Regions from separate parts of the Homo sapiens genome. Here region 1 is linked to region 2. A link is an interaction called in ENCODE POLR2A ChIA-PET data of the cell type or tissue named here. Cell type or tissue: B cell. All regions are shown on one strand. Each heading gives the region's core, and the rest is flanking DNA. Links, peaks and the distances in the headings are about the cores only. Region 1 has its middle 45 kb from the start of ATF7IP2. Region 2 overlaps SNX29 (sorting nexin 29).

Region 1 (10,567 bases), core at 1,670-9,669, 1.7 Mb after region 2:
ATACACAATAGAGAGTTTTTCAGCCCTTGCCTCCTCTCCTGCCTCCCCTTTCTAGGAGTCTCCAGTGTCTACTGTTGGCACCTTTATGTCCATGAGTAACCAGTGTTCAGCTCCCACTCAAAAGTCAGAACACGCGGTATTTGGTTTTCTGTTCCTGCATTAATTCCCTTGGGATAATTGCCTCCAACTGCATCCATGTTGCTGCAAAGAACATGATTTTGTTCTTCTTTATGGCTGCATACTCAGCATTTTCATATCTAGGTATCTATCCCAGAGAGCTACAGTCACAAAAAATGTTTGAGATGAATATCATTAGCAGATTTATTCTGGAAACAATTTTAATATCCACAACACAAAATTGGACAAATTTACGCACATTCTTGAATGGAATCCTACTGAGCAATGAAAAGGAGCAATACAAAAACACAGATGAATCTCAAAGACATTACATAGGCCAGGTGTGGTGGTTTGCACCTGTAACCCCAGCACTTTCGGAGGCTGAGGCCAGCAGATCACCAGGTCACGAGATTGAGACCATCCTGGCTAACATGATGAAACCCTGTCTCTACTAAAAATATAAAAAATTAGCCGGGTGTGGTGGCACATGCCTGTAGTCCCAGCTACACGAGAGGCTGAAGCAGTTGAATCCTTTGAACCTGGGAGGCGGAGGTTGCAGTAAGCCGAGATTGCGCCACTGCACTCCAGCCTGGGTGACAGAGCGAGACTCCATCTCAAAAAAAAAAAAAAAAAAAAAAGTTTACTAAACATATCCAGGACTTAACAAACCCAAGAAATGTCCCAATGCCCTGATATCTTAAAGACAAAAGCATTCTTTTCGAGAATAAGTTTCATTTTAAAGATAAGATTTCAGTCTGGGCACAGTGGCTCATGCCTGTTATCCCAGCACTTCGGGAAGCCACGGCAGGCAGATCACTTGAGCTCGGGAATTCGAGACCAGCCTGGCCAACACAGTGAAACCCTGACTCTACTAAAAACACAAAAATTAGCCAGGTGTGGTGGTGCTCGCCTGTAGTCCCAGCTACTGGGGAGGCTGAGACATGAGAATCACTTGAACTTGGGAGGTGAAAGTTGCAGTGAACTAAGATTGCACCACTGCACTCCAGCCTGGGTGACAAAGCAAGAATGTGTCTTAAATAAATAAATAAATAAATAAATAAATAAATAAATAAATAGATTATTGCAAAAGTCTGTAGTTACACAAAGGTTAACAATTCTTTGTCACAAGAGCTTGCATTAGAGAAAATCTCCCCCTTGATTTTTTGGCTTGTCTTATATATAAACAGGCATTGTACCTAAGGTGGGCACCTTCCTTCTCTTGCTTTTGGGAACACCCTGTTCTGTCTAGGCAGTAGTTATCCTTATATTCCTTTACTTTTTTTTTTTTTTTTTTTTTTTGAGACAAGGTCTCACTCGATCACCCACGCTGGAGTGCAGTGGCACAATTTTAGTTCACTGCGACCTCTGCCACCCGAGTTCAAGTGATTCTCCTGCCTCAGCCACCAGAGTGGCTGGGATTACAGGCTCCTGCTACCATGCCTGGCTAATTTTTGTGTTTTAGTAGAGATAGGGTTTCACCATGTTGGCCAGGCTGGTCTCAAACTCCTGAGCTCAAGCAATCCACCTGCCTCGGCCTCCCAAAATGCTGGGATTACAGCATGAACCACCGTGCTGGGCCTATTCCCTTACTTTCACTTTACTCTGTGGACTCACCCCAAATTCTTTCTTGCTTAAATTCCATGAAGCCTCTCTTGGGGTCTGGATTGGGACCTCTTTCTGGTAACATATTCATTTCCTAGGGCAACCATAACAAATTACTACAAATGGGGTGACCTGAAAAAACAAAAATGTATTCTCTTACAGTTTAGAAGGCTTGGAGTCTGCATTCAAGGTGTTGGTCGGGCCATGCTTGCTCTGAAGGCCTCAGGGGAGGATCCTTCCTCACCTCTTCTAGAAAGGTGGCTCCAGGTGTTCCTTGGCATTCCTTGATCTGCAGCTGTATCACTCCAAGGCCAAGGCACTTTGTCCCTTAAAGGCTTGCTGAAAAATCTCTGACATGAGGTAGTTTGAGAAGTGGGAGAAAAGGCATACACATTTATTTAACACATATACCAAGGAGCCTTCTTGTTTTTTTTTTATGAAGTTTCACTCTTGTTACTCAGGTTGGAGTGCAATGGTACAATCTCAGCACACTGCAACCTGCATCTCCTGGGTTCAAGTGATTGTCCTGCCTCAGCCTCCTGAGTAGTTGGAATTACAGGTGCGCACCACCATACTGGTCTAAGTTTTGTATTTTTAGTAGAGACAGGGTTTCACCATGTTGTCCAGGCTGGTCTCGAACTCCTGGCCTCAGCTGATCCACCTGCCTTGGCCTCCCAAAGTGCTGGGATTACAGGCAAGAGCCACCTTGCCTAGCCTTGTTGCAGGAATCAGGAGACCAGAGAGACCAATGGGTGGGACGGAAGGATTTTATTAAGGTGCGCACCAGCTCAGTGGATTTGCATCCAAAAGACTGAGCTGCGAACAAAGACGGCTTGACTTTTGTACATGCATCTGAAGGGTGGTTGGCTAGTTTGAAACAAGCTTACAGTGGCGCAAAATGCAGTGGTGTGAAAGCAAGTTTACAGAAACAGAACAGGGACCGTTTATCAACAGTAACAGGCTTGCAAGTCAGGCTCACTTAGGCATGTCATCTGACCCTTGCTGTATGGCCCATATGGCTGTAATTTAGGTTTGCTCAGGCTTATCTTGGGACCTTCACTGTGGTGCCCAGATGGCTGCAATCTAGGCTTGCTCAAGCTTATCTTGTGACCTTCGCTGTGCTGCCTTGATGGAGACCAGGTACTTACAGAAACCAGCTGCGGAACACAGGAATTTACAAGCCTACAGAACTTACAGAACAGGGTGCAATAGCAGGGAGTGGGTGGGGAGCTGCCTAAAGCAAAAATTCATGTTTTCTTTTTATATCTCCTGCTTCAGCCTTACATGAGAGCTTTCAAAATGAAGATCTGACATCCCAGTGAAGTAAAAAGGCTTCTATTTCATCTTGAGGTTACAGAGAGAATATGAGCTTGGATCCTGGTAAAACAGGTGATGGGAGGGAGGATAGGAGGAATTTGGTGGAGTGGTTACTAGGAAGAATGAGTGGAGCATAGATTAACTTCTAAACAATTCTCTTTATGATTTAAATGATCCTTGCAGACAGTCATTATACTGTTCAGGTGTGGTTAAATTATTAGCCTTAAAGGGAGAGAAAGAAAAACCAATTGTTCTCTGTGGGGGGTCTAGATCTTAGGCAGATGGAGGAACTTCAGTTTCTATGGAAGAGGCTGTGTGGCAGTGGGGCATTACAGCACAGGGGTCCCGATTCAGACCCCAAGAGAGGGTTCTTGGATCTCACGCAAGAAGGAATTCAGGGAGAGTCCGCACAGCAAAGTAAAAGCAAATTTATTAAGAAAGTAAAGGAATAAAAGAATGGCTACTCTGTAGACAGACCAGCTGTGAAAGCTGCTGGTTGTCCATTTTTATGGTTATTGCTTGATAATATGCTACACAAGGGGTGGATTATTCATGCCTCCCCTTTTTAGACCATATAGGGCAACTTCCTGACATTACCATGACATTTGTAAACTGTCATGGCGCTAGTGGGAGTGTAGCAGTGAGGATGACCAGAGGTCACTCTCATCACCATTTTGGTTTTGCTGGGTTTTGGCCAGCTCCTTTACTGCAAACTGTTTTATCAGCAAAGTTTTTATGACCTGTATTTTGTGTTGAGCTCCTGTCTCATCCTGTGACTTAGAATGCCTTAACCATCTGGGAATGCAGCCCAGAGATTATGAGTCAAATCAGCCTTCCTGAGAACTCAGAGGTTGTGTTTTAATGGATAATTTGGTGGGCAGCGGGGCTAGGGAATGGGTGTTGTTGATTGGTGGGCGATGAAATCATAGCGGTATGAAAAACGGTCCTCTTGCACTCAGTCTGCCTCTGGCTGAGGGCCACAGGACTGGTTGAGTCATGAGTCACAGGTCCAGGTAGGGTCAATTGATTGTCAGAATGCAAAAGTATGAAAAACATTTACAATCTTAGGCACTATAATAGTGATGTTATCTCTGGGTGTGGTGGCTCATGCCTATAATCCCAGCACTTTGGGAGGCCAAGTTAGGCGGATCACCTGAGGTCAGGAGTTTGAGACCAGCCTGGCCAACATGGAGAAACCCCATGGCTACTAAAAATACAAATATTAGCTGGGTGTGGTGGTGGGTGACTGGAATCCCAGCTACTCAGGAGGCTGAGACAGGAGAATCGCTTGAACCCAGGAGGCAGAGGTTGCAGTGAGCCGAGATTGCTTCACTGCACTCCAGCCTGGGCAACAGAGCTAAAAATAATTAGCTGGGTGTGGTGGAACATGTCTGTAATCCCAGCTACTTGGGAGGCTGAGGCAGGAGATCACTTGAACCCGGGAGGCGGAGGTTTCGGTGAGTCAACTTTGAGCCATTGTACTCCAGCCAGTGCAACAAGAGTGAAAAAAAGAATAGAAAAAAAAAGAATTTTTAAAAAAAGACATAAGACATTTCCTATAGGGCCTGAGATAACTTTCTGGGGTAATAGAAATAGTCTGTATCTTGATTGTGGTGGCTATTACACAGGTGTACACATTTGTCAAACCCACGAAATGGTACACTTTTGTTTTTTTTGAGACAGAGTGTCATTCTGTTGCTCAGGCTGGAGTGCAGTGGTGTGATCTCAGCTCACTGAAACCTCTACCTCCCAGGTTCAAGCAATTCTCCTGTCTCAGCCTCCCAAGTAGCTGGGACTACAAGCATGCACCACCATGCCTGGCTAATATTTTTTTGGTAATTTTTAGTAGAGATGGGGTTTTACCATGTGGGCCAGTCTGGTCTTGAACTCCTGACCTCAAGTGATCCACCTGCCTTGGCATCCCAAAGTGCTGGGATTCCAGGTGTAAGCCACCACACCTGACCTGTATACTTTTTAAAATAGGTTTTTTTTTTTTTTTTTTTTTTTTTTTGTGACAGAGTGTTGCTCGGTTGCCCAGTCTGGAGTGTAGTGGCATTATCTTGGCTCACTGTAACCTCCGCCTCCCAGGTTCAAACCATTCTTGTGCCTCAGCCTCCCAAGTAGCTGGGATTACAGGTGCCTGCCACCACACTTGGCTAATTTTTGTATGTTAGCAGAGATGGGGTTTCACCATGTTGGCCAGGCTGGTTTCAAACTCCTGACCCCAGGTGACCTACTCACCTCAGCCTCCCAAAGTGCTGGGATTACAGGCATGAGCCACTGTGCCCAGCCAAAATAGGGGAATTTTATTATAAGTTACACTGTTGCAGGAATCAAGGGACAGGAGAGACCAATGGGTGGGACATGAGGATTTTATTAGGTGAGCACCAGCCCAGTGGATTAACATCCAAAGGCTGAGCCCTGAGCAAAGACAGGGCTTGACTTTTATACATGCATCTGAAATGGGGTTGGCCGGTTTGATGGCGCGAAACCTGTAGAGCAGGCAAGCGAGCTTACAGAAGCAGAACAAAGGCAGTTTGTCAAACAGTGATAGGTTTTAGAACTCAAACTTATCTTGTGACCTTGCCGTGCTGCACAGAAGGGAAAAACAGGAACTTACAAAACTTGCAAAAATAATTATGAGAACAGAACAAGGAACAACGGTAAGGGGGAAGAATCTGAAGGGGGAAGCTGAAAGAAAAACTTGTTTTCTTCATCCCTGCTCTGGGATGGGAGGGAGAGGCTCTGGATCCCATCCCTTCTGGGCCCTGCCTCTGTAGATAGTGCTATCAAAGTCCCAACAGAGCCCTGCCCATTGCTGGGCCTTTGAGTGAGTCAGCCTAGTACAGGAAAACTTGTTTTTCTTTTTATGTCTTCTGCTTCAATACCACCTTAAAGTTAATTCTTAAAAAAGTAAGGTTCTCTACATGTAAGGTCCTCTGAATGGGCTACACCATGGTCAAGCCATTGTGACCCCTGTGACCCACACATACAGGCCTCCTGGAGTCACAAAGCCTGGAGCAACAAGAGAACCACTAAAGAAGAAGAAACAGCTAGTTCCTGCCTTAACTGATTAACCAAATTTGCAACATTCCACCATTGTCATATGTTCCTGCCCTACCCTAACTAATCAATCGACCTTGTGATACGGTGCCTTGTGACCTCCCCCTACCTCATGACTATGCATCTTATGACATTCTTCCCCTGCCCAAAAAAACTGCCCCTAAATGTAACTTTCCTCTTCCTACCCCAAACCTATAAAACCAGTTCCACTCCCACCACCCTTCATTGACTCCTTTCTCAGACTCAGCCGACTTGCACCCAAGTAAACAGCCTTGTTGCTCACACTAATCCTACTCAGGTGTTCCCTTATAAAGATGTGTGTAACACTATGCACTGCAGGTAAACACAAAGGAGGAGCACTTTGCACTTTTTTAGAAGATTTTTTTTTTTTTAAGAGACAAGGTCTCACTCTACCACCCAGGCTGGAGTATGATCATACCACACTGCAGCCTCAAACTCCTGGGCTCAAGCAATCCTCTCACTTCAGCCTCCTGAGTAGCTAGGACTACAGGTGTACAAAATTAGCCTAATTTTCACTTTTCATTTTTTGTAGAGACAGGCTCTCGCCATGTTCCCTAGGCTGGTGTCAAACTGCCAGCCTCAAGCAATCCTCCTACCTCAGCCTCCCTAAGTGCTGCAATTACAGTTATGAGCCACTGTGCCCAGTCCCATGCACTCTTTCAAGAGTGTAGGAAACTTCTTGGAAGGGATGGTATTGGAACTTCTACTTGAAGAATGAATAGGGCCGTATGGCAATTTAAAACCAGATCCTGAAATTCCATGGCCCTGCCCCCATCAAGATCTGTGACTGGTGATCTTTTTTTTTTTTTTTTTTTTTTTTGAGACGGACTCTCGGTCTGTCACCCAGGCTGGAGTACAGTGGTACAATCTCAGCTCATCGCAACCTCCGCCTCCCAGGTTCAAGCAATTCTCCTGCCTCAGCCTCCCGAGTATCTGGGACTACAGGTGCATGCCACCATGCCCAGCTAATTTTTGTATTTTTGGTAGAGATGGGGTTTCACCATGTTGGCCAGATGGTCTCGATTTCTTGACCTCGTGATCTGCCCACCTCGGCCTCCCAAAGTGTTGGGATTATAGGCGTGAGCCACCCCGCCAGGCCTGTGGATACTCATATTTAATGACTCAACCACTAGAATGAAGTAGAATTGATGCTGTGCTAGCTTCTGGGCCCACCTTTAGACAGGGGCAGCTTTTGCTTCTTGTCCCTTGGTCTAGGAACCCAGCCACCATGCTGTGAGGAAGCCCGTATAGCCTGCAGAGAGCTGGTGTGGAAAGGAACTGAACCCCTCCCTCCCAGACCTGGCTGGGTTCCCAGCTGACAGCCAGCCCTAGCTTGCTTATTATTTTAAGCTGAAGACATTTGAGATTCAACAGATGTGGAAAGAAGCCTTCTGGGAGCTGCCTTCATTTGACTAAAAGCAGCATCTTCTGGGAAATAAGGCTACCATAAACCCTCTCTCTTTGAGAGCATCATAGCCAAGAACAAGAAAGACACTTGCACCTGCATAAACAAACATTACCGCAGACTTTACTTCTCATTTTTTCTCCTAAAATCCTATTTATCTTTCCTAAAGAAACCTATTTGTTCTTCTCATAAGAGCCTTTTCTCTCCCCTCCCTTTTCCCTTAGGTGTATAAGCCTTTAACTCTAATCATTTAATGTACAAGCCACTTTTTTTTTTTTGAGACATTCTCACTCTGTCATCCAGACTGGAGTGCAGTGGCATGATCATGGCTCACTGCAGCCTCGACCTCCCAGGCTCAAGCAATCCTTTCACCCCTCAGCCTCCCCAGTAGTTGATGCAGGTGTATGCCACCACAGCCAGCTAATTTTTTTTTTTTTTGTAAAGATGGGGTCTCACCATATTGCCTGGGCTGGTCTCAAACTTCTGAGCTCAAGCAATTCCCCGCTTCAGCCTCCCAAATTTCTAGATTGTAGGCTTGAGCCACTGCACCTGGTCAGCAAGCTACTTCTTTTTTTTTTTTTTTTGACGGAATCTCACTCTGTTGCCTAGGCTGGAGTGCAGTGGCGTGATCCTGGCTCACTGCAACCTCTGCCTCCTGGGTTGCAGCAGTCTTCCTGCCACGGCCTCCCAAGTAGCTGGGATTACAGGTGTGTGCCACTACACCCAGCTAATTTTTGTATTTTTAGTGGAGATGGGGTTTCGCCATGTTGGCCAGGCTGGCCTTGAACTCCTGACCTCAGGTGATTCACCCACCTCAGCCTCCCAAATTGCTGGGATTACAGGCGTGAGCCACCGCGCCCGGCCTGCAAGCTACTTCTTTTGTTGGCTCCTGTATTGCATACATATAAGCCGTTTTTCTCGTGTTAATCTAGCTTTCTTCACCTTAATTCGCAGTCCGCCACACCCCCCACCACCCAAAAGAACCTAAAAGGGTAGAGGAAAAGTTTTTCCTCCTCCACACCATAAATAGTCACAAGTCAGGCTTTGCTACCAAATGAGTTCACTGGGGAAAAAAATCAATTTAGTTTTAAAACTATTTTGGATGTGAATTTTGGAAGTGCACTTAAGAGGAAGTGCACTTAAAGAACTTGGGTCAGGTGCAGTGGCTCACACCTGTAATCCCAGCCCTTTGGGAGGCTGAGGTGGGCGGATCACTTGAGGTCAGGAGTTTGAGACCAGCGTGGCCAATGCGGTGAAACCCCATCTCTACCAAAAATATAAAAAGTTAGCTGGGTGTGGTGGTGCATGCCTGTAATCCCAGCTACTGGGGAGGCCGAGGCAGGAGAATCACTGGGACCCAGGAGGCAGAGGTTGCAGTGAGCCTAGATCATGCCACTGCACTCTGGCCCAGATGACAGAACAAGACTCTGCCTCAAAAAAAAAAAAAAAAAGTGCTGGGCGCAGTGGCTCATGCTTGTAATCCCAGCACTTTGTGAGGCTGAGGCGGGCGGATCACGAGGTCAGGAGATCGAGACCACGGTGAAACCCTGTCTCTACTAAAAATACACACAAAAAAATAAGATTAGCCAGGCGTGGTGGAGGGCGCCTGTAGTCCCAGCTACTTGGAGAGGCTGAGGCAGGAGGATGGCGTGAACCCAGGAGGCGGAGGTTGCAGCGAGCCAAGATCGCGCCACTGCACTCCACCCTGGGTGACAGAGAGAGATGCCATCTCAAAAAAAAAAAAAAAAAAAAAAAAAGAATAGCAAGGGTGGAGGGTTGGCTGTGGGTGGGGAAGTTTTGAAAAATGTTACCGGAATATACTTACCCATTGCTACTGTGAATATATAAAGACGTATGGCATATAAGATCTTCTGGTGCCAGGCATGGTGGCTCACACTTCTAATCTCAGCACTTTGTGAGGTTAGCTTGAGCCCAGGAGTTTGAGACCAGCCTGAACAACATGGCAAAATCTTGTGTCTATGAAAACTACAAAAATTCGCAGGACCTGGTGGCGCTCACCTGTAGTCCCGGCTACTCAGGAGGCTAAGGTGGAAGAATCACTTGAGCCTGGGAGGTCAAGGCTGCAGGGAACCCTGATCATGCCACTGCACTGCAGCCTGGGAGACAAAGTGAGACCCTGTCTCAAAAAAAAAAAAAAAAAAAAAAAGATGTTCTTGCAGTTTTCTTATGATTTGCTCTACGGTGTGATTAATAACAGTTGCTGTTGCAATAATTCCTGCTATATTTTGACACAGTGCTGTGAAAAGAAATCCAACATGGAGGCCAGGCGTGGTGGCTCACGCCTGCAATCCCAGCACTTTGGGAGGCCGAGGTGGGCGGATCACCTGAGGTCGGGAGCTCGAGACCAGCCTGGCCAACATGGAGAAACCCTGTCTCTATTAAAAATACAAAATTAGCTGGGCATTGTGGCACATGCCTGTAATCCCAGCTACTAAGGAGGCTGAGGCAGGAGAATCGCTTGAACCTAGGAGGCGGAGGTTGCGGTGAGCCGAGATTGCGCCATTGCACTCCAGTCTGGGAAACGAGCAAAACTCCGTCTCAAAAAAAAAAAAAAAGAAAGAAAGCCAACGTGGAGATGATTTGTCGGAGGTCTCTGTCAAGGAGCCAGGAGGGCAAAAGTTGGCCCTCAGTCATATATGGATCCAGAGGGATCTGACCTGTTTGAACTGGGCCAGATCGCAAACGTTCTGGAGAAGCAGCTTCATTGGGTTTGAACTGCTCACACTGGGGCAGATCACGAACCTCCTGAAGACACAGCTGTGCTGAATTTTAAGCTGATCATGGCCTAGAGTCTTTCTAAGCTGTCAGCTGGCCTATAGGGGGAGGAAAAAACAAACAAATGAAAAAAACAAGAAGAAATGTTTTATTCAAGGAATACAGGCCCCTTTAAGCCATCAGGCCAAAGAGGCATTGAAATGAAACAGCAGTTAGGTTACTTCCCTTTGAATTAATAATCACCTTATTTTTTATTTTTTTTTTTCAGAGACAGGGTCCGCCTCTGTGGCCCAGGCTGGACTGCAG
Region 2 (10,567 bases), core at 1,053-9,052:
TCAAACCACAATAAGACACAACTACACACCTATCAGAATGGCTAAAATACAAAGTCATGACAAAATCAAATGCTAGCAAGGACACAGAGAAACTGGATCACTGCCACACTACTGGTGGGAACGCAAAATGGTACAGCCGCTCTAGATAAAACTAACTATGCAAATACCATACAACCTAGCAATGACACTCTTGTGCCAGTGAAATTATTGTTGGCAAGAAAGAAAAAGGTAGACTTATGAACTACTGGTAGAAATGTTTCGAAAGCCAGAGGCTGCTCTCTGACTCAGCAACCCAACTCCTGGAAACCTATACCAGAAATATAAAATCCTCAGTATATTAAAAAAAAAATGATGCTTAAGAATGTCTATTGCTTCATTGTCCATCATAGTAAAAATCAGAAACAAAGTCAGTATTCCACAGGCAACTGTTTGTACATCTGCAACATGCAATGCAATGTAGCCTTTTAAAAAGAATTATTAGCCGGGCGGGGGCAGTGGCTCCCACCTGCAATCCCAGCACTTTGGGAGGCCAAGGTGGGCAGATCACTTGAGGTCAGGAATTTGAGACCAGCCTGGCCAACATGGTGAAATCCCGTCTCTAATAAAAACACAAAAATTAGCCGGGCGTGGTGGCGGGCGCCTGTAATCCCAGCTACTCAGGAGGCTGAGACAGGAGAATTGCTTGAACCTGGGAAGTGGAGGTTGCAGTGAGCCAAGATTGCACCACTGCACTTCAGCCTGGGTGACAGAGCGACATTCTGTCCCAAAAAAAATAAATAAATAAAAAGAATCATTAGAACTATAACTTGGAGGCTGGGCACAGTGGCTCAGGCGCCTGTAATCCTAGCACTTTGGGAGGCCAAGGTGGGCAGATCACGAGGTCAGGAGATCGAGACCATCCTGGCTAACACGGTGAAACCCTATCTCTACTAAAAATACAAAAAGTTAGCCGGGCACGGTGGCGGGCGCGTGTAGTCCCAGCTACTCAGGAGGCTGAGACAGGAGAATGGTGTGAACCCGGGAGGCGGAGCTTGCACTGAGCCAAGATCGCATCACTGCACTCCAGCCTGGGCGACAGAGCAAGACTCCGTCTCGGAAAAAAAAAAAAAAGACCAGGCACGGTGGCTCACGCCTATAATCCCAGCACTTTGGGAGGCTGAGGCGGGCAGATCACGAGGTCAGGAGATCAAGACCATCCTGGCCAACATAGGGAAACTACATCTCTACTAAAATACAAAAATTAGCCAGGCATGGTGGTGCGTGCCTGTAATCCCAGCTACTCCGGACGCTGAGGCAGGAGAATCACTTGAACCAGAGAGTTTCAGTGAGCTGAGATCGCACTACAGCACTCCAATCTGGCGACAGAGTGAGACACCATCTCCAAAAAATATAAAAAATTAAAAAAAAAGAACTATAACTTGGAAATGTTTCAGTGCAGGAGTACCAAGATAAAAAATAAAAATGCACAGCATTATGTATGATTCTATTTTTGTAAAACAATGGCAATAAGGCTACATATATGTGTATATATACATGGCTATTTTATCTGTAAATAATTGTGTACGCATGGAAAAATATAGAACAAATAATTCTTGGTCATTAACATAAGCAACCCAAAGGGAAGGAAAACATACAGGACAGAAAAAACGGGACCCTCCCCCTCTCCCCCAAAAAAAATAGTTGACCAAAAAGTAAAAAGAAAAAAATTCATGCTTTGCAACAGTGATAACTCACAAGGCAGCAGTTTTCAAGGTACCATAAGTGTGAAGGTTTGAGAATAGCAGAAAGGTACATACAAATAATCAAATTAATCTTTGTACAGAGGAACCAGAAAATGGAAAAATAACCTATCTTTAAATGGTAAATCATAATTTCTGATGATTTTCTTTTTCTTTTCTTTTTTTTTTTTTTTTTTGAGACGGAGCTTCATTCTTGTTGCCCAGGCTGGAGTACAATGGCATGATCTCGGCTCACCACAACCTCTGGCTCCCAGGTTCAAGCAATTCTTCTGCCTCAGCCTCCTGAGAAGCTAGGATTACAGGCATGCACCACCACGCCCAACTAATTTTGTATTTTTAGTAGAGACAGGGTTTCTCTATGTTGGTCAGGCGGGTCTCCAACTCCTGACCTCAGGTGATCTGTGCTCCTCGGCCTTCCAAAGTGCTTGGATTACAAGCATGAGCCACCGCGCCCGGCTCTGATAATTTCCAAATGTTACTAATATAAACAATAATTGTCCTCCCTGGTATAGACAGATCTCCAACTCTTGGTCTAGATGCAAATGCTGCCTGGATACTCTTGGCGGATGAGGAATGACAAAATCAGGAACAGGTGCTGGCACTGAGAAGGAATCTGCTGCAGGAGCCAGTAAATCAAAACGGAAAAAGAGAATGGAGAAAAACAAGAGCCCCTGGATGCAGGCGTGAATAAATGAGACACGAGAAATCACATGAAGCCAATAGTCAATGGGATCTCCAAGTCTGGTCAAAGTCCACAGCCTGAGAGAACAAAAAATTCAAACCAAAAGCTTGCTTTAAAAAAATAAAAACTCAGCCAGGCACAGTGGCATGCACCTGGAGTCTCAGCTATTTGGGAGTTTGAGGAGGGAGGATCACTTGAGGCCAGGAGTTCAAAGCCAGCCTGGGCAATATAACAAGACCCGTCTTTAAAAACATTTTCTTAATAAATAAAAATAAAGGCCAGGCACGGTGGCTTATGCCTGTAATCCTAGCACTTTGGGGGGCCGAAGCGGGTAGATTGCCTGAGCTCAGGAGTTCAAGACCAGCCTGGGCAACACGGTGAAACCCATCTCTACTAAAATACAAAACAAAAAAAATTAGCCGGGTATGGCGGCATGTACCTGTAATCCCAGCTACTCGGGAGGCTGAGACAGGAGAATCACTTGAACCTGGGAGGCAGAGGTTGCAGTGAGCCAAGATTATGCCACTGCACTCCAGGCTGGGCAACACAGCGGGACTCCATCACAAAATTAAATACATAAATAATAAATAAATAAAAATAAATAATTTAAAAACCAATATATATTTCTTTTCATTCCTGCTTTCTGGCCAGCAGTGCATGAGACCACCCTTTTCTCCTCTCTCGATATATATATATATATATATATATATATATATATATATATATTTTTTTTTTTTTCCCCCAGTAGAGACAGGGTTTCACTATGTTGGCCAGGCTGGTCTCGAACTCCTGGCCTCAAGCAATCTGTCCCCCACTCAGCCTCCCAAAGTGCTGGGATTACAGGCGTGAACCACCGTGCCTGGCCACTAACAATAATCTTGACTGTTGTTTTGAGGTTTTGTCAGTCTGATGGGTGAAAAGTAGGCAGCTCACTGTTGCTTTAATTTGCATTTCCTTGACTACTAGTGAATTTCGGTGTCTTTATTTTCCTAATATATGTTTGCTGGCTATTTGGCTTTGCTGTTTTATGCAAAGCTTCCATGGTAGAGCCATGACATTATTTCTCAACCTCCACATCTGGGTAATCACTGAATCTCATCAAGGCTCAGTCCCAAACCTCAATCCTTCTGTCTCTTCCCCAGTCCCTGCTTCACTCTGCCCTCCAACCCCGGTTCTCCCAGATTCCATCTCACCCCACCCACCTCCACTCCTCCACCCACCCCAACCCATGCATCCTGGGCAGAAGCTATCTACCTGAAATGCAAATGTGACTTTGTCATTTTCTTTCTTTTTTCCCAATTGGTACCATACTACGCTGTAGGTACACAGTACATGACACGATTTTAGGGAAACCCAGATAAACATTTATGTGTGTCAGGAAAAAATATAACCAGCACCAGACCAGAGTAGACAGTGCCTTGGAATTCCACCTCAAGCCAACCTCTGGCTCAGATGGAACATAGAAATGGCAAAAATGGTGAAAATGGTACACAATGGCCTAAGTTTAAGAAATAATGCCCTGCCAGGCACGGTGGCTCACGCCTGTAATCCCAGCACTTTGGGAGGCCGAGGCGGGCAGATCACGAGGTCAGGAGTTTAAGACCAGCCTGGCCAACATGGTGAAACCTCATCTCCACGAGAAATACAAACATTAGCCAGGCATGGGGGCAGGCGCCTGTAGTCCCAGCTACTCGGGAGGCTGAGGCAGGAGAATCACTTGAACGTGGGAGGCGGAGGTTGCAGTGAGCCAAGACTGCACCACTGTACTCCAGCCTGGACAACAAAAGCAAAACTCTGTCTCAAAAATAAAAAATAAACAAAAGAAATACTGCCCTAACTGATGGCATTCCAATACTTCCCTGTGATAGCAGAGAAGAACCTGCTGACTTTCCAACTGATCTCCCAAACCAAACAACACTCATTCATGCACCCCACCACTTTGCCCCACATCCCTGCACTTTCACATCTGCTATTCCCTCTGCCTAAAATTCCTATCCCACCTATTTGACCGCTAACAACCCTGCTGTCGCCCTATGACAACTAATATTTATTACAGGTCACCATAATTGCCCACAATTTACATGTCCAACTCCCAGATTCAGTTTTGAATTTCTTGAAGACAGCAACCATCTCATCCAATTTGCATCGCCAATGCCAACATAGTACTCTATAAATAAATACCTGTTGAATGAAGGAATTAATGAGGCAATCCCTCCAACCTTCAGTTACTAGTAATTGTCAAAAAACACAGGTATGTCTAGTCATACAAAAAAAAGTTTTGAGTTTATTACGTTTTAACTGGGTGTACCAAGCAAATATTATTACAGCTAATCCTGACTATAACCCTAGCAAGTGAGTATCATTATTATTATCTGATTTTCCAGATGGTGCATGCGAGGTTTAAAGGAGCTAAGTCAGTCCAAAATTACACAGCTGGTAACTGGTGATTTGTGGCTGAAGGAGGCATGAAGGTAAGTATATCTGACACCAAAGCTCACACCCCATGCTCACCACCTCTCTCCACTGTCAGGTTCATGACGAAGATGACGGTGCTAACATAATGTTTATTATGGCCTAGGCAGTATTTCTCAACAACTATCAATATAAGTAAGACAAATATTAATTTAAATTTAGATATAAAAATAGGTTCAGGGCCAGGCATAGTGACTCACGCCTATAATCCCAGCACTTTGGGAGGCCAAGAAGGGTGGATCACCTGAGGTTAGGAGTTTGAGAACAGCCTGGCCAACATGGTTAAACCCCGTCTCTACTAAAAACACAAAAATTAGCTGGGTGTGGTGACACACCCCTAAAATCCCAGCTACTCGGAGGCTGAGGCACAAGAATCGCTAGAACCTGGGAGGCAGAGGTTGCAGTGAGCCAAGATCACGCCACTGCACTCCAGCCTGGGCGACAGAGTGCGATCCTGTCTCAAAAAAAAAAAAATCAGATATAAAAATGGGCTTAGATTTGTTAAACGTCCTGGAGGTTCCCCATTGCTAGAAATAATCTTTTTTCAAAAAAAAAAAAAAAAAAACCCCAAGCAATTCATTTAATCAAGCAGTAAAATAAAAGAGTATGCAATATGGACTGTCTACTACAGAGCCTCAAAGTGGAAATAAAGTACTTGGGGTAAGGGAGGGGGAGAGTCCAATTAATGAACCCCAGGATTTTTGGTCAGGATGACAAGAATCGTAACATCCAGTCAACACCTCAAACTAGTTAGAGGCTGGTAAGAAACTTGTGATGCAGGGAACATAAAAATCACATGACAAACATTCAGAGATATTTAAAAGAGAAAAAAAAGCCTGAAAAAGCCATTCCGTTTCGTAAGTCCTCTGGGGGATACACGTGACAGTTTTCAACTGCATTAAGAATAACATCAGGAACAACAAAGGGCAGCTGGTTTTGGTTTTTAGCTTCCTGAAAAGTCCAAAACTGATTCTAATTCCTCAAAAGGTTAAAAAAAAAAAAATCACCAAAACAAATCATTCTTTTCTGCATGCTTTGAAAGGAGAAGAAATGCTCTCCTATGATTTCTTCTGACAGTCACCTGAAAGTTCATTAAAAAGAGCAATTTCTTGTTTGTTTGTTTGTTTGTTTTGAGACGAGGTCTCACATCGCCCAGGCTAGAGTGCAATGGCGGGTTGATGACTCACTGCAGCCTCGACCTCCTAGGCTCAAGTGATCCTCCCGCTTCAGCCTCTTGAGTAGCTGAGACCACAGGCCTGCACCACCGCACCTGGCTAGCTAATTTTTGGTTTTTTTGTAGACATGGGGTTTCGCCATGTTGGCCAGGCTGGTCTCGAACTCCTGGGATCAAGTGATCCTCCCACCTTGGCCTCTCAAAGGGCTTGAGATTACAAGTGCGGGCCACTGCACCTGGCCATAATTAACAACTTCTAAATGCAGATGAATACCTGAAGCCAACTCACTGCCACCCATATGGCAAAGAGATCCAGTGTGTGAGTGTGTGGTAAATGTCTACCAAGTGTCAAAACACCTTACATATCCTTATAATGAAAATCACAACAGCTAACAATTACTGGAAACTTACTACCTGCCAGGCAATGTTTTAAGGGTTGCACATGAACTGACTCATAACAACCCTCTGAAGTGAATACCATTATACTACCCATTTCAGAGTTGAGGATATTGAGGTGCAAGAAAGAAACTTGCCCAAAATCGCAACACAACCCAGAACTGGCAAACCCAGGATTCAAATGCCAAGCTCCAAAGCCCATGCTGATTCCACTGCCCCCGTTAGCATTCCTGTTCATAATTTGAAGGGAAAACTTCCAGATCACGTCCTCTGATTCCGTATGGGACAAAGACGCCTTGGCGGAACAATCACGTTTCTAGTCTTTGAGGTAACTTCTAGGGCCTACAAAGCTCCTGGGCCATTATTTCTAGAGGGCAAAATATTCCAAAGATATCTTAAAGCTTCTTCACAGGCCAGTCTGACTGAAAGAACATGGAATAATTTCAATGAACCATAAGAACGAGTCTTTGTTCCTAGAGAAAAACAGAGCTAGAAAACACCACCAACAAAGAGAAGCGCGCATTTCAGAGCCCAGCGGCTGCCACCACTTCCTCCTGGGGAGGCTTCTCAGGACTCCATCTGAAGGAAAAAACAAGTCTCGCCTGCATTTCCCCTAATGTCAATACTGTTTTATGTTCCATGTGAAGATGGCAGCATCTCACGGTGTCCGTCTCTCACAAGATCAAATATACATATATATATATACACACACACACACACACACATATATACACACACACATATAAAAATATATATATACATGTATACATATATATATCTCTCACACACATACCCACACACACATACAAAAACATGCTCACACACATCCACCTTGGATTTTGTATTTTGGCAAAATACGGTGCACCATTTAGGCTCCCAAATCCAGCAATGGTCTGCTCTGTCCTGCTAGCACTGTCTCTACTCGAAACATTACTCATCCACCAACACCTTGGCAGCTTTTTTTCGGTGTAAGGATATGTACTATTATTTACTTATTTGTCTTGAATTTGACTCACTTTGTTCAGTTACATACACCTGTTTAAAAATTATTTTAAAATTTAAAAAATGGAAAGCTCCATCACAGTTGTAAATGGTAAACTAGCATCATATGACATAAAAACAGTAGCCTTAAAACTAAACATAGGCCGGGCGCAGTGGCTCATGCCTGTAATCCCACCAGTTTGGGAGGCTGAGGCAGGTGGATCACTTGAGGTCAGGTGTTTAAGACCAGCCTGACCAACATAGTGAAACCCCGTCTCTACTAAAAATACAAAAATTACCCAGGCCTGGAGGCGCGCACCTATAGTCCCAGCTACTAGGGAGGCTGAGTCAAGAGAATCGCTTGAACCCGGGAGGTGGAGGTTGCAGTGAACTGAGATTGCGCCACTGTACTCCAGCCTGTGCGACAGAGCAAGGCTCCATCTCAAGTTAAAAAAGAAAAAAAAAAAAAAAACTAAATACAATTAATGTAATAAATTTTGACTCTCTGCCATGGCCAGAGGACGGCTCTGAGCCTGATATCTGCACACTCTTTTAAAAAAGAGAGGCATACGAAAAACATATTGTTTTTAACTATTTTGAACAAGCTGTCATTTTTGTAAGTCAAAAATGATCCAGGCCGGGTGCGGTGGCTCATGCCTGTAATCCCAGCACTTTGGGAGGCCGAGGCGGGAGGATCACCTGAGGTCGGGAGTTCAGGTCCAGCCTGACCAACATGGAGAAATACTGTCTCTACTAAAAATACAAAATTAGCCAGGCATGGTGGTACACACCTGTAATCCCAGCTACCTGGAAGGCCGAGGCAAGAGAATCGCTTGAACCCAGGAGGCAGAGGTTGCGGTGAGCCAAGATCGCGCCATTGCAGTCCAGCCTGGGCAACAAGAGCGAAACTCCATCTCAAAAAAAGAAAAAAAAATTTCCTTGAAAAAGTAGCGAAAAGCAGGCCAGGCGCAGTGGCTCACGCCTGTAATCCCAGCACTTTGGGAGGCCGAGGCGGGCGGATCACAAGGTCAGGAGATCAAAACTATCCTGGCTAACACGGTGAAACCCCATCTCTACTAAAAATACAAACAAATTAGCTGGGCATGGTGGCGGGCGTCTGTAGTCCCAGCTACATGGGAGGCTGAGGCAGGAGAACAGCGTGAACCTGGGAGGCAGAGCTTGCAGGGAGCCGAGATAGCGCCACTGCACTCCGGCCTGGGTGACAGAGCGAGACTCCATCTCAAAAAAAGAAAGAAAAAGTAGTGAAAAGCTTTAAAAACAAAAGGAGAAAAAGGGCAGATGGCTGGATCAGAGAGCAGGGCATGTGAGGCCTCCAGGCTGTGTTAAGGACGTGGGTCTTTCTCCCAAGAGCAAAGACAAGGCAGCTGGGAGGTTTCAAGGGAGCATGAGGTGAGGGAATCTGCATTCTGCATTCAATGTGGTGGAAGCAGGACAAGAACGAATGGGAAGAGCCTAAGGCTGCAGCGGCCATGCTGTGAGATGCTGGTGATGGGGACCGCGGGCCAGGAGAGGAGTTGGAGGGAAGTGAGTGGATTTGAGCTCAACTCCAGGGCCGGGCCAGCTATCAGCGGTGAGGAAGGGAGGCAACTCATCTATCTTGTCAGTCCTAAGTTATTTTTAAATGTTCGCTGACTTTCCCTCTTGAGATTCAACTTTCTTCTTCTTTTTAATTATTTTTTTGAGAGAGTCTTACTCTCTCACTCAGGCTGCATTGCAACGGTGTGATCTCGGCTTACTGCAACCTCTGCCTCCTGGGTTCAAGCGATTCTCCTGTCTCAGCCTCCCGAGTAGCTGGGATTACAGGTGGGCACCACCACGCCTGGCTAATTTTTGTATTTTTAGTAGAGACGGGGTTTTGCCATGTTGGCCAGGCTGGTCTTGAACTCCTGACCTCAAGTGATTCGCCTGCCTCAGCCTCCCAAAAGGCTGGGATTATAGGCGTGAGCCACTGCATCCAGCCGAGATTCAACTTTCTCACAGAATAGGGACAATGATGTGGCCTTTCCAACATGAAGGTGGTGCCACCTTTACCCAAATACATTTCAAAGGTAAGACCAGGTCTCTGATATTAAGAAGGAATCCCACTGAGGTAGAGGAGAATAATTTTTTTTTTTAAACTCAGCCTCAAAAACCATTTAGTCACTAAATAGCACACAAGGGAGAAAGAACAAGTCATGGAACTCTAGCCGTTCCAAAACGTCTAACGTAGGCTATGGCATTTTGCCTCTCTGAATCTGTTTTCTCATCAGTAAAAAAGGGATAACCCAGGCACAGTGTGGCTCATACCTGTAATACCAACACTTTGGGTGGCCAAGGTGGGAGGATCACTTGAGTCCACAAGTTTGAGACCAGCCTGGGCAACATAGTGAGACCCCATCTCTACAAAAAATACAAAAATTAGCCAGGTATGGTGGCTTGCATCTGTAGTCTTAGCTACTCAGGAGGCTGAGATGGGAAGATCTTGAGCCTGGGAGGTTGAGGCTGATGTGAACCATGATCACACCACTGTACTCCAGGCTGAGCAACAGAGCAAGACCCTGTCTCAAAAAAAAAAAGAAAGGGTAATACTTCTGCTCCTTCTGAGGACTAGGAATCAACATAAATAAAATGTAGCAAAAGTAGTCACAAACTATAACTATTATTATTGCTTTTTTTTTTTTTTTTTTCTGAGACAGTATCGCTCTTGTTGCCCAGGCTGGAACGCAATGGCGCAATCTCGGCTCACCAAAACCTCCGCCTCCTGGGTTCAAGCACTTCTCCTGCCTCAGCCTCCCTGCTTAGCTAGGATTACAGGCATGTGCCACCATGCCTGGCTAATTTTGTATTTTAAGTAGAGACGGGGTTTCTCCACGTTGGTCAGGCTGGTCTCAAACTCCCGACTTCAGGTGATCCTTCCGCCTCAGCCTCCCAAAGTGCTGGGATTACAGGCGTGAGCCACCATGCCTGGCTATTATTATTATTATTATTATTATTATTTTAGAGACAGGGTCTCTGTCTATTGCCCAAGCTAGAATGCAATGGCACGATCATAGCTCACCGCAGCCTTGAACTCCTGGCCTCAAGCAATCCTCCTACCTCAGCCTCCCAAAGCAATGAGATTAC

The links. Peaks named below come from ENCODE experiments on the same cell type or tissue, not always from the same donor. Only the 100,000 strongest peaks of a DNase experiment are listed, where the experiment ranks them.
Region 1: POLR2A ChIA-PET joins it to region 2 with 7 read pairs; 1 of 35 experiments calls an interaction of 5 or more read pairs at or near these places.

The regions. Positions count from the first base shown.
Region 1 is chr16:10,335,503-10,346,069 of GRCh38, reverse strand. No RefSeq gene overlaps it. Among named protein-coding and RNA genes, the nearest start is that of ATF7IP2, 45 kb to the left of the region's middle. In B cell, for the core only: no CTCF peak of the experiment used is centred there; a DNase peak (open chromatin) is centred at 5,569; H3K27ac peaks cover 1,102 bases.
Region 2 is chr16:12,006,081-12,016,647 of GRCh38, reverse strand. The region is part of intron 3 of SNX29 (sorting nexin 29); the gene reads right to left. Among named protein-coding and RNA genes, the nearest start is that of SNX29, 35 kb to the right of the region's middle. In B cell, for the core only: no CTCF peak of the experiment used is centred there; DNase peaks (open chromatin) are centred at 5,717 and 6,997; H3K4me3 peaks cover 790 bases; H3K27ac peaks cover 6,954 bases.